Regions from separate parts of the Homo sapiens genome. Here region 2 is linked to region 1. A link is a contact called in ENCODE Hi-C or POLR2A ChIA-PET data. All regions are on one chromosome and are shown on one strand. Each heading gives the region's core, a stretch centred on a gene start or an enhancer-like site at or near the end of the contact. The rest is flanking DNA. Distances are from core to core; before and after follow the strand shown. Region 1 has its middle 62 kb from the start of UBIAD1. Region 2 has its middle 19 kb from the start of DISP3.

Region 1 (4,811 bases), core at 751-3,250:
TATATGCCATATGTGCCCTACATGTCCACCACATGTACGATATAGGTACTATACATGCACTATATATATGCATTACATATGTACTATATATGCAGTTTACTCACTACATGTAAACTACATATGCACTATGTATATATAGTATATATACTATATATACATATGCACTATATATACACTATATGTGCACTACATGTACACCACATAGACCATATATATGTGTAATGTAATGCACGTGTAATGTAATGTGGCGTAGTGTAATGTAGTGTACATGTAATGCACATATAGTGTATATATGTGAATATAAAGTGCATATAGATTGCCTATGTAGTGAATATATAGTGCACATATAGTGTATGTGTAAATGCACGTATAGTTATATATAGTGCATGTATATGCACTGCATAGATACTCTATATGCACTATATATTCACTACATATTCATATGCTACATAGGCACTATATGTCCACTACATGTACACCACATATATGATAGATGTGTAATGTAATTCACACGTGTAATGTAGTGCACGTGTGTATATGTTTCGTGTACATATGTTTCATGTACACTATGTGCACTATGTACCATATATGCACACTATATGTGCACCACATATGTACTATATATGCGCTGTATATTCACTACACGTACACTACATATGCACGATATATACACTACAGCACGTGCACTATATATACGCTACGTATACACCATATATGCACTAGATGTCCACTGTAAATGCACTATATGTGCACTGTATACACTGCATATACAGTATGCGCTACATATATACTATAGGCACATTGTATTCCCACCGCACCGCAATGAGACAGGCATCATTATTATCTAGTTAGAGGCATGACCCAGGAAAACCCCACCAACCCTACCTGCACCACCCCTCAGGCCCCTGCCACAGGCTTCCTTGGGGCCTGCTGTTTTGTTGTTGGGTTTTTGCTTTGTTTTGTTTTGTTTTGAGATATGGTATCACTCTGCTGCCTCGGCTGAAGTACAGTGGCATGATCATAGCTCACTATGGCCTTGAACTCCTGGGCTCAAGTGATCCTCCCACCTCAGCCTCCCGAGTAGCTGGGGCTATAGGCACCTGGCTACTTTTTGTAGAAACGGGGTGTTTCACCAAGTTTCCCAGGCTGGTCTCAAACTCCTGGCCTTAAGTGATCCTCCTTGGCCTCCTGAAGCGCTAGGATTACAGGCGTGAGCCATTGCGCCTGGCCAGGGGCCCACTCTGGTGCTGGCTAGGACAGCTCTAGCCATGCCTGCTTTGCTGGGGAAGGGCAGGAACCGGATAATTTCTTCTTTCCCACCCAGGCCCTGCGCTTCAATCTTTGAGTTTCTTGCTTTGTTCGGGAGATTTCCTTTCATTTTGAATAAACAATCACTTAACGGCCTGTGGCTGCACCTCCTCCTGCTTCAATGGGAGGTGATCACAGTGTCCAACCTGACAGACTGTTCCAGACCCAGCTTCCCTGCCTGTGCCCCTCAACCAGACTCTGGCACCAAGAAATGACCACACAGGGTCTCCCAGTTTGATATGGGGTAACTTGAGCCCCAGGAACTCAGGCAGGAGCCACCCAGACCTATAGCCTAATCACAGCTCCACCAGGGTTTAGCTCTGTGACCTTAGGCAAGTGGCTTGACAACTCTGAACCTCCATTTCCTCTGCTGAGCACAGAAATAGTGACAGGTCCCACCTTGTGAGGCCATGAAGATCCTGCTTAGCCCAGTGCTTGATACGGGGTTATTGCTTAGGAAATGGTGGGGTAGGGTTATGGGAGCCGGGGTGAATGAGCCCCGAGAAGAAACCTCAACCCACAGGAGAGCTACAAATGATGCCTGAGGCCACACAGGGACACCCCGAGACATACCCCACCCCTCCACAACCCAGCAGAGGGAGGTGACAGAGAGGTGGCTAGAAGGAGATGGGGAACTGAGACTTCTCACAAGTACATGTGGGAGTCCCCGGCACCACCAAGTGCCACCACCCCAAGAAGTGAGATACACGGAGTGTGATGTTTCTCTGGCACAAGCCGTCCTCACAGCCCAGGAGGTGTGGCCCAGTTAGGAACTTGCTAATGACCTTCTCTGTCAGCTCAGGACTGAATGAGCAGGCTCCAGGCCTCCAGGCTAATGCCAAGCCCGACCCTGAGTTCTTAGGGGCCACACTGGAGAGTGGGAGGTCACGGCACATGCGGGTCCTGTCTGGGTTTTAGGGACAGGGCCGGGCTGTGTTCAGAGCTGTGAGTATGAGGGGACTGGGGCTTCTGGAGAGCGCCTGAAGAATTTACAAAGACCCTTGGTCATGGAAGTATAACGTGTCCGGGGCCAGAGGACTCAGGACAGAGGATCAGGGCCCAAAGAAGGGATAGGGCTAGGCGGCAGTGAGGCCTAGTGAGAGGCAGGGCTGGGTGAGAAGATAGAGACCAAGCTGGGGCTGTGGCCCGGTGAGGCGGGGAGGGGGCTGGTGGGGGATGGAGGCTTGGAGAGGGGCTCCAGATAGACAGTGGAGACAGGAACCAGGATGGCCACAGACCTGGGCCACTAGGGGCCCTGCTGGGGCATCTTGGTTGGGGGGAGCACGCCAGAGCCTGGGGGGACAGTGGGACCTGCCCGCAGCATCCTCACCGGGCAGCCATCAGGAGCTACTGTGCTGGGGACAGAGGTGTCTCGGGGGGTGTGGCATGTTGCTTCCCCTGAAAATGAGAGTGACTGGGCTCTTTTCTCGCTGGGAGAGAAAGCGGCTCCGCTCTCCTTCTGTCCACAGTTCTGCCAGCTCCTCAATGCCCCCTGCCTGCCCCAGGACAAGGGCAAAGCCAGGTATCTGGTGGGACCAGATTGGGCCTTCCTGCCCACGCCCCGGTCTGCCACCAAGCAGCCTACACCATCTCTGTTCTCTCTCTGCTTCTCCTCCTCCTCCTCCCTCCCATACTCACCTTCACTCCTGTTTCCCAATAACCACCCTCGGAGAAAGGAGTCAGAGGAGTTTGGACAAAGTTCATCCTCCCCAGCCCCAGGGTGCAGACACTTCCCTCTCAGCCACGGCCTCTGTTTGGGGCTGGCCCAGACAAGGGGAGGGGTAAGGGGGACATCCCTCTGGCTGCCTGTAGGGTCCACCCAGCCGGGGAAGAAGCCTCCACGCACGGAGGAGTTGTCCACAGGGAGGGCTGCAGAGCAGACAGAGACCCATTTACAAACCAGGCCAAATTTTTTTTTTTTTTTTTTTTTTTGAGACAGAGTTTCACTCTGTCGCCCAGGCTAGAATGCAGTGGCGCGATCTCGGCTCACTGCAAGCTCCGCCTCCAGGGTTCACACCGTTCTCCTGCCTCAGCCTCCCAAGTAGCTGGGACTACAGACGCCCGCCACCATGCCCGGCTAATTTTTTGTATTTTTTTTTTAGTAGAGGCGGGGTTTCACCGTGTTCACCAGGATGGTCTCGATCTCCTGACCTGGTGATCCGCCCGCCTCGGCCTCCCAAAGTGCTGGGATTACAGGCGTGAGCCACCGTGCCTGGCCTAATTTTCTTTAAAAGTGGCATTCTTGTCTTCTAGAAAATACGATGCCATTTTCCTGGCTTGGTGAGGGGTGAGGGGCATTATCCCATCTCCGCTGCCTCTGCCTCCCTCCCCTTCCCCTCCTGGCAGTGCTACTGCTGTTATTAATAGGAAGCAGCTTCCCGGGGCAGCCACCCAGTACAGGTCATCCATCTCCCTCAGAGCGGCCGTCACCCCCCACGGCTCAGCACCCGAGGAGTGGCACTCAGGCTGGGAGCTCTGACCTCATCCCCACTTCCCTCCCTGCCCCCCTCCTCACCTTCTAGTGTTGGCATAGCAAGGTCCTGGGGCAGGAAGGAGCTAAGCTGCCCAGCAGGGATGCCCCAAGCAAGCCTCCCTCCAACATGAAATGTTCATGCATTCATGCATTCAGCAAACATTTATTGAACACCTATTATGAGGCGCACACTGTTCAGGGCCCCAGAGTCAGAGCAATGACCAGACACAGTCCCTGCCCTCATGGAGCTAACTGACATTCCAGTGGGGGAGACAGATATGAAAAGAATAAACTATAAATAAATGACAAAATCTTAGATTTTAGACTCACAATGTCAAATGCAATGAAGCAATAAAACAGGAAAAGGAGATAGGATGTGCTGGGTTCGGGGGTGGTCAGGAGAAGGCTCTGCACAGAGGTGACATCTGTGCTGAGACCTGAATGATAAGAAGCAGTCAGCCCTTAGATCTGAGACGAGAGCATGCCAGGCAGAGAGAATGGAAGGGCAAAGGTGTGGAGAGAGACCGAGTTCTGGCGGTACAGGGGCAGAAAGGGTCAGTGTGGTAGGGCAGTGGAGGAGATCTTGGGGTGAGAAGAGGCTGGAAAAAGAAGAGAAGGTTAGGTCAGGCATGGGACACAAAGAGAAGCTTGGATTTTTTGTCTTTTTTTTTCCAAGATGGAGTCTCGCTCTGTCACCCAGGCTGGAGTGCAGTGGCACAATCTCGGCTCACTGCAACCTCTACCTCCTGGGTTCAAGTGATTCTCCTGCCTCAGCCTCCCGTGTAGCTGGGATTACAGACGCGCACCACCACACCCTGCTAATTCTTTGTATTTTTAGTAGAGACGGGGTTTCACCATGTTGGCCAGGCTGGTCTCGAACTCCTGACCTCAAATGATCCCCCGCCTCGGCCTCCCAAAGTGCTGGGATTACAGGTGTGAGCCACTGAGCCCAGGCTTTTTTTTTTTTTTTTTTTTTTTTTTTGACACAGGCAGGGTCTCACTCTGTCACCCAGGCTGGAGTCCAATGGCC
Region 2 (4,927 bases), core at 1,945-4,444, 120 kb before region 1:
CAGGAATCCCGTTCCTCCTCGACAAAGGCCCAGCTTGGGAGACTAAGAGACTTTCCTGAAGCCACGTAGCCAGCAGGTGACAAAGCTGGAGCTTGACCCTAAGCCCAGCTCTTCCCAAGGCCATCGGGTGAATGACACAGCCCAATTCCAGGCCCTGGAACATGGCTGGCCCCAGAGGACAACAAGATATTTTAACAGCAGAAAACCAAAACCTTCTTCCCAACGTGGCTGCCCTCACCCCATCCCCACTAGCCGCTGACTTGGCAGGCAGGAACCCCTCCCCTGGAGCACAGCAAAACTCGATACGTTATATTTCCAAACTGGGACACACACTGACATTTCTGGGGAGAGAAGCAATCTGGAGGAGCTGCATTTTCACCCTCCCAGGGGAATCTGCACACCATACTTAGTGTGGTGCTCTCCCTCCCACTTCACAAAATAATTGTTGAACAGATTGTGTTGGAAAGAGAATTCCTGGATTATGGAGTCATGATTCTAAATGGCTGTTTAACTGTGTTTTCCTTCATTTCTTTAAAAAAAAGTTAAAATTTAAGTAAGTGAGTTACATGCAAAGGAAATGAGGAGCACTGCGCCCATCATCCCATGGAGGACAGTATTGAGCACCATGGGAGGAAGAGGCCAGGAGGTATCGTGGCTACTAGCGACTGCCTGCTGGCTTTTTGGACTTGCTCCCCACTTGTCTGGCATAGTATCCTTCATTGTCTGCCCCATCTTATACATGAGAAAAAGAGAGCCCAGAGAGTTCTGGGCCAAGGTCACACAGCATTGGAACTCAAAGACCAGTTGGTCCAACCCCAAAGCCGAGCTTTCCTCCTTCCCGTGCTGAGTTAGAGCATTTTTAGGCTGTCTCCTCTTGAGCCCCACTGATGGCTACTCTAGAGTGACAGAGAAGAACCCAGAGGTCCAGAGAGAAGTGACTCCTAGATCACACAGCTTGCAGCAGAACCAGGATTAGGATTCCTACCTGGAGATGCCAGGCTCTGCCTACTATGGGCAGGGCTCTGCCAGAACTGGGTGGGGAGATAGATGCAGGAGGAATCATGGTCCTCCCCTGCCCCCAGGGAGGTTACAGTCTCAGGGATAAGATGAAGGGCCCCAGCATGGTGACATGCAAGACCACGCCATCTCCTTAGTCCAGGACCACATCTCTAGACCCTGGCTTCCCACAGCACCGACGCTCTGAGCCTCACTTTGGGCCCTGGAGCATGGATCCGGGACACTAGGGAAGCTCTCTCTGCCCCTCAGTGCGTGGCCCTTTGAGGAATCCTTCACGCTGCCAGATTCAAATCACAGCCTCTACAGTTTATCAATCACTAGACCTTGAACAAGTTGCTTAACCACTCCGAGCTTGGTTTGTTCATCTGTAAAATGGAATTAACAATGGCACCCACTTGATAGGATTAATATTGGGATTAAATGAGTTAAGGCAGGTAAAGGGTTTAGAACAGTGGCTGGCATGGGGACACAGGAAGTGCTCAATTATTCTTCATCCGAGAATTCGTTTACTGGGCAAGTATGTGCATCCCATGCTGGGGAGGCAGAGGGGAGCCATGGACCCTGCCTGCCTGGAGCTCGTGTGCTTAGGGCCTGGGGAGGCATGGGAAATGGGTAAAGACCCTTGTGCAGGTGTGAGCTGCAGTGCAGGTGAGCACCGGGCATTTAGGGGCCTGGAGGCCAGGGGTCAGTGACGGCTCCCAGGAGAGACGGCAAAGCTTAATCTTTTTTTTTCTTTTTTTTGAGATAGAATCTCGCTCTGTTGCCCAGGCTGGAGTGCAGTGGTGTGATCTCGGCTCACTGCAACCTCCCCGTCCCGGGTTCAAGCAATTCTCATGCCTCAGCCACCTGAGTAGCTGGGATTACAGGCACCTGCCACCACGCCTGGCTAATTTTTGTATTTTTAGTAGAGATAGGGTTTCGCCATGTTGGCCAGACTGGTCTCTAACTCCTGACCTCAGGTGACCCACCGCCTCAGCCTCACAAAGTACTGGGATCACAGGCATGAGCCACCGCGCCCAGCCAGCAAAGCTTAATCTTGATAGATGAGGGGTCGTATACCAACTGGACAATGGTAGGGTCAGGCATCCAGGGAGGATGACAGCACAGACGGAGGCCCAGAGACCAGGAAGAGCCAGTCACAACTAGGAAGCTGCAGGTGCCCAGGATGGCTGGATGGCTGAGGTGTGACAGGCGGTGATGAGAGATGCCACCAGGAGCCTCAGCAGCTGGGATGCATTGCATTCTGTCCCCAAAAAGAAATGTATTGAACTCCTGACCCCCAGTACCTGTGAATGTGACCTTTATTTGGAAATGGGATCGTTGCAGATGTCATTAGTTAAGATTAGGTCTTACTTAACATTGGTTAAGATTAGGTCCTAATACGACTGGAGTCCTTACAAGAAGGGGAGGGACGCAGGGAAGAGAAGGCTGTGTGAAGACAGAGGCGGAGGCTGGAGCCACACAGGCATGGAATGCCAAGGGTGGCCGCTGCCACCAGGAGCTGGAAGAGGCCAGAGGGAGCTTTCCCTTGGGCCTTCAGAGACAGAATGGCCCTGCTGACACCTTGAGCTTGGACTTTTGGCTTCCGGACCTGCGAGAGAATACATATCTGTTGCTCTAAGCCGCCTGGTGTGTGACACTTTGTTACAGCAGCCTCAGGAAGCTATGTCCATGTAGGAAGGGTGGGCACAGCTGTGCCCAGATAGGGAGGGTCTGGCCATGGTGGCTTCTCTGAGTTCCCCTCAGTGCCCAGTGCTCAGCGGCACTTCACAGAGACCCGGCACCCTGCTCCCTGCTGGCGCCCCCACATCAGCCCTGTCTCTGCCCACAGTGCCCCTTCCTCACGCCTGTGTCCATGGCCCAGATCCTCACTGCAGCCAGCTCGGGGCTCATTGCTGAGAAATACGGCTGGCCTTGAGCTGGTGACGGGGCCCGGCTGGACTGGCATGAATCGTGTTTATCGCAAACAGGAAACAAAGGGAAAAAGGAAACAAAGCCTGGGATGAGGGGAGGGGGGCAGGCGGGAGTGAGGGGGAAGTGGGGGCCAGGCCAGGCGCTGCCCACAGAAAGGCCTATTAATTTCCTGATGTTTGCTCCAGGACCGAACAGCCCAGCGCCTGTTGAGGTTTATCTGTGTGGCTCAGCTGTGGAGCGTGCTGCCTGCCAGCTTCTGGGTGCTTCAGAGATTTGCCAGGCCCAGGAGGGGGCAGGAGGCGCCCGGAGCAGCTTCTGGCCCATCCATGACACCAGCCAGGGCTGCTTTTCAGTGCCAGTCATGGGTGAAATCGAGGTACATTCTGCCTGGTAATGAGGTGCCGCAGGCCTCAGCCAGGGCACAGGAATTGCTCTGCCTGCCTGGCCCAGCAGGTGCCCCCCAGCCCAGACTGACCTGGCCTGAGAAGCCAGTGGGGAGGGGAGTGGGGGTGGAGGATAGTGAAGGCAGAGGGTCAGCAATGAGGGAGTGGAGCTTATTGGGCACCACTGTATACCCAGAACCGCGCTCGCTTTGCTGCGTTGAAATAACAGTGTATTCGTTTCTTAGGGCTGCTGGAACAAGTTAACACAAACAGTAGACAACAGAAATTTATTCTATTACTGTTCTGTAAGCTACAAGTCCAAAGTCAAGGTATGGACAGGGTTGCCTCCTTCTGGAGGCCCTGAGGGAAATTCCGTTCCAGGAGTGTCTCCAGCTTCTGGTGGTGGCAATCGTGGGGTCCCCGGCTTGTAGATGCGTCGCCCCAAGCTCTGTCACATCATCATGTGCTGTTCTCCGTCTGTCTACGTCTGTGTCCAGATTTCTCTCTTATGAAGACAACAGTCATTGGATTCATCCAATGGAGACTGGAGTGCAGTGGCGCGATCTCGGCTCACTGCGATCTCTGCCTCCCAGGTTCAAGTGATTCTCCTGCCTCAGCCTCCTAAGTAGTAGCTGGGATTACAGACATGCACCACCACACCTGGCTAATTTTTGTAATTTTAGTAGAGACAGGGTTTCACCATGTTGGCCAGGCTGGTATTGAACCCTGATCTTAAGTGATCCACCCGTCTCGGCCTCCCAAAGTGCTGGAATTACAGGCGTGAGCCACCGATCCTGGCCCAAAGACCCTGTTTCTAAGTAAGGTCACATTCTCAGGTCCTGGGAAGTTAGGACACCAGCATATCTTTTTGGGGGACACAATTTGACTCTTAAGAAACTATTAACATTTCCTGACGGCTTATTTGCTGCCCAGCACTCTGCTATTCATGAGCTCTCTGATTGGATCGTCATAACAGAAATATGAGGTAGGCACTGTTACTTCCCCATTTTATTGATGAGAAAATTGAGGCTCAGAGACAAGTAGCTAAAATGTGGGCAGGTCCCAAATCGAGATCCAGACCTAGGAAGATATTACACAGAGTCACGCTGTGAGGTGAGGGATATAGAGTATGGCAGTCCGGAGCACTAAGAGCATTTAGTAAAGGCATGCAATGCGGTTGGAGAGGCCATGGTGGCTTCCTGGAGGAGGTGATGCGGAGGCAGAGGCTAGGGGGTCTTCCTGGAGGAGATGCTGCCGTAACAGAGATTTGGAGTGTGAGTAGGAGATTGTCATTTTACAGACAGGGAGACAGAGGCCCAGAGGACGGGAGGACAAGTCCAAGGTCACAGTGTTGAGGGCTGAGTGTGGCGGCTCCAGTCTCTGCATCTTGGGGCAAAACAAGACAGGAGCCCTGGCCCCCACTCTCCCTTCTTCCATCCCTTCCCCATCAAAGGGGTCCTGGTCCAACCCTGTTCCCTAGAGAGTGCCCTGGTGGTCTTGGCCATCCCCCAAAGGTGCTGGGGACATGACAGCAGGGCTGGGGCCCAGCTCTGCCACTTCCTAGCTATGCATCCTCGGGTACCTCTTCACCTCTCTGAGCTGCTTACTGCAAC

What was found. A loop is a pair of places that touch in the nucleus more often than their neighbours do. ChIA-PET counts read pairs that join two places held with the same protein, here RNA polymerase II (POLR2A). Pooled maps may share reads with other maps.
Region 2: a loop to region 1 is called in a map of posterior cingulate gyrus, with 1.8 times the contacts of the local background. The contact joins two enhancer-like sites. A Hi-C loop is called at or near these places in 3 of 168 maps with a recorded cell type or tissue (GM18951, heart right ventricle and posterior cingulate gyrus) and 3 of 50 pooled maps. POLR2A ChIA-PET finds 5 or more read pairs at or near these places in 1 of 52 experiments (activated CD4-positive, alpha-beta T cell).

Annotation. Positions count from the first base shown.
Region 1 is chr1:11,332,745-11,337,555 of GRCh38, reverse strand. No RefSeq gene overlaps it. Among named protein-coding and RNA genes, the nearest start is that of UBIAD1, 62 kb to the right of the region's middle. RefSeq lists an enhancer at 3,214-3,716. Within about 2 kb of position 2,000, at least 4 of the 41 ENCODE cell types and tissues checked have a DNase peak (open chromatin) inside an H3K27ac peak, as active enhancers do.
Region 2 is chr1:11,457,203-11,462,129 of GRCh38, reverse strand. No RefSeq gene overlaps it. Among named protein-coding and RNA genes, the nearest start is that of DISP3, 19 kb to the left of the region's middle. Within about 2 kb of position 3,194, at least 5 of the 41 ENCODE cell types and tissues checked have a DNase peak (open chromatin) inside an H3K27ac peak, as active enhancers do.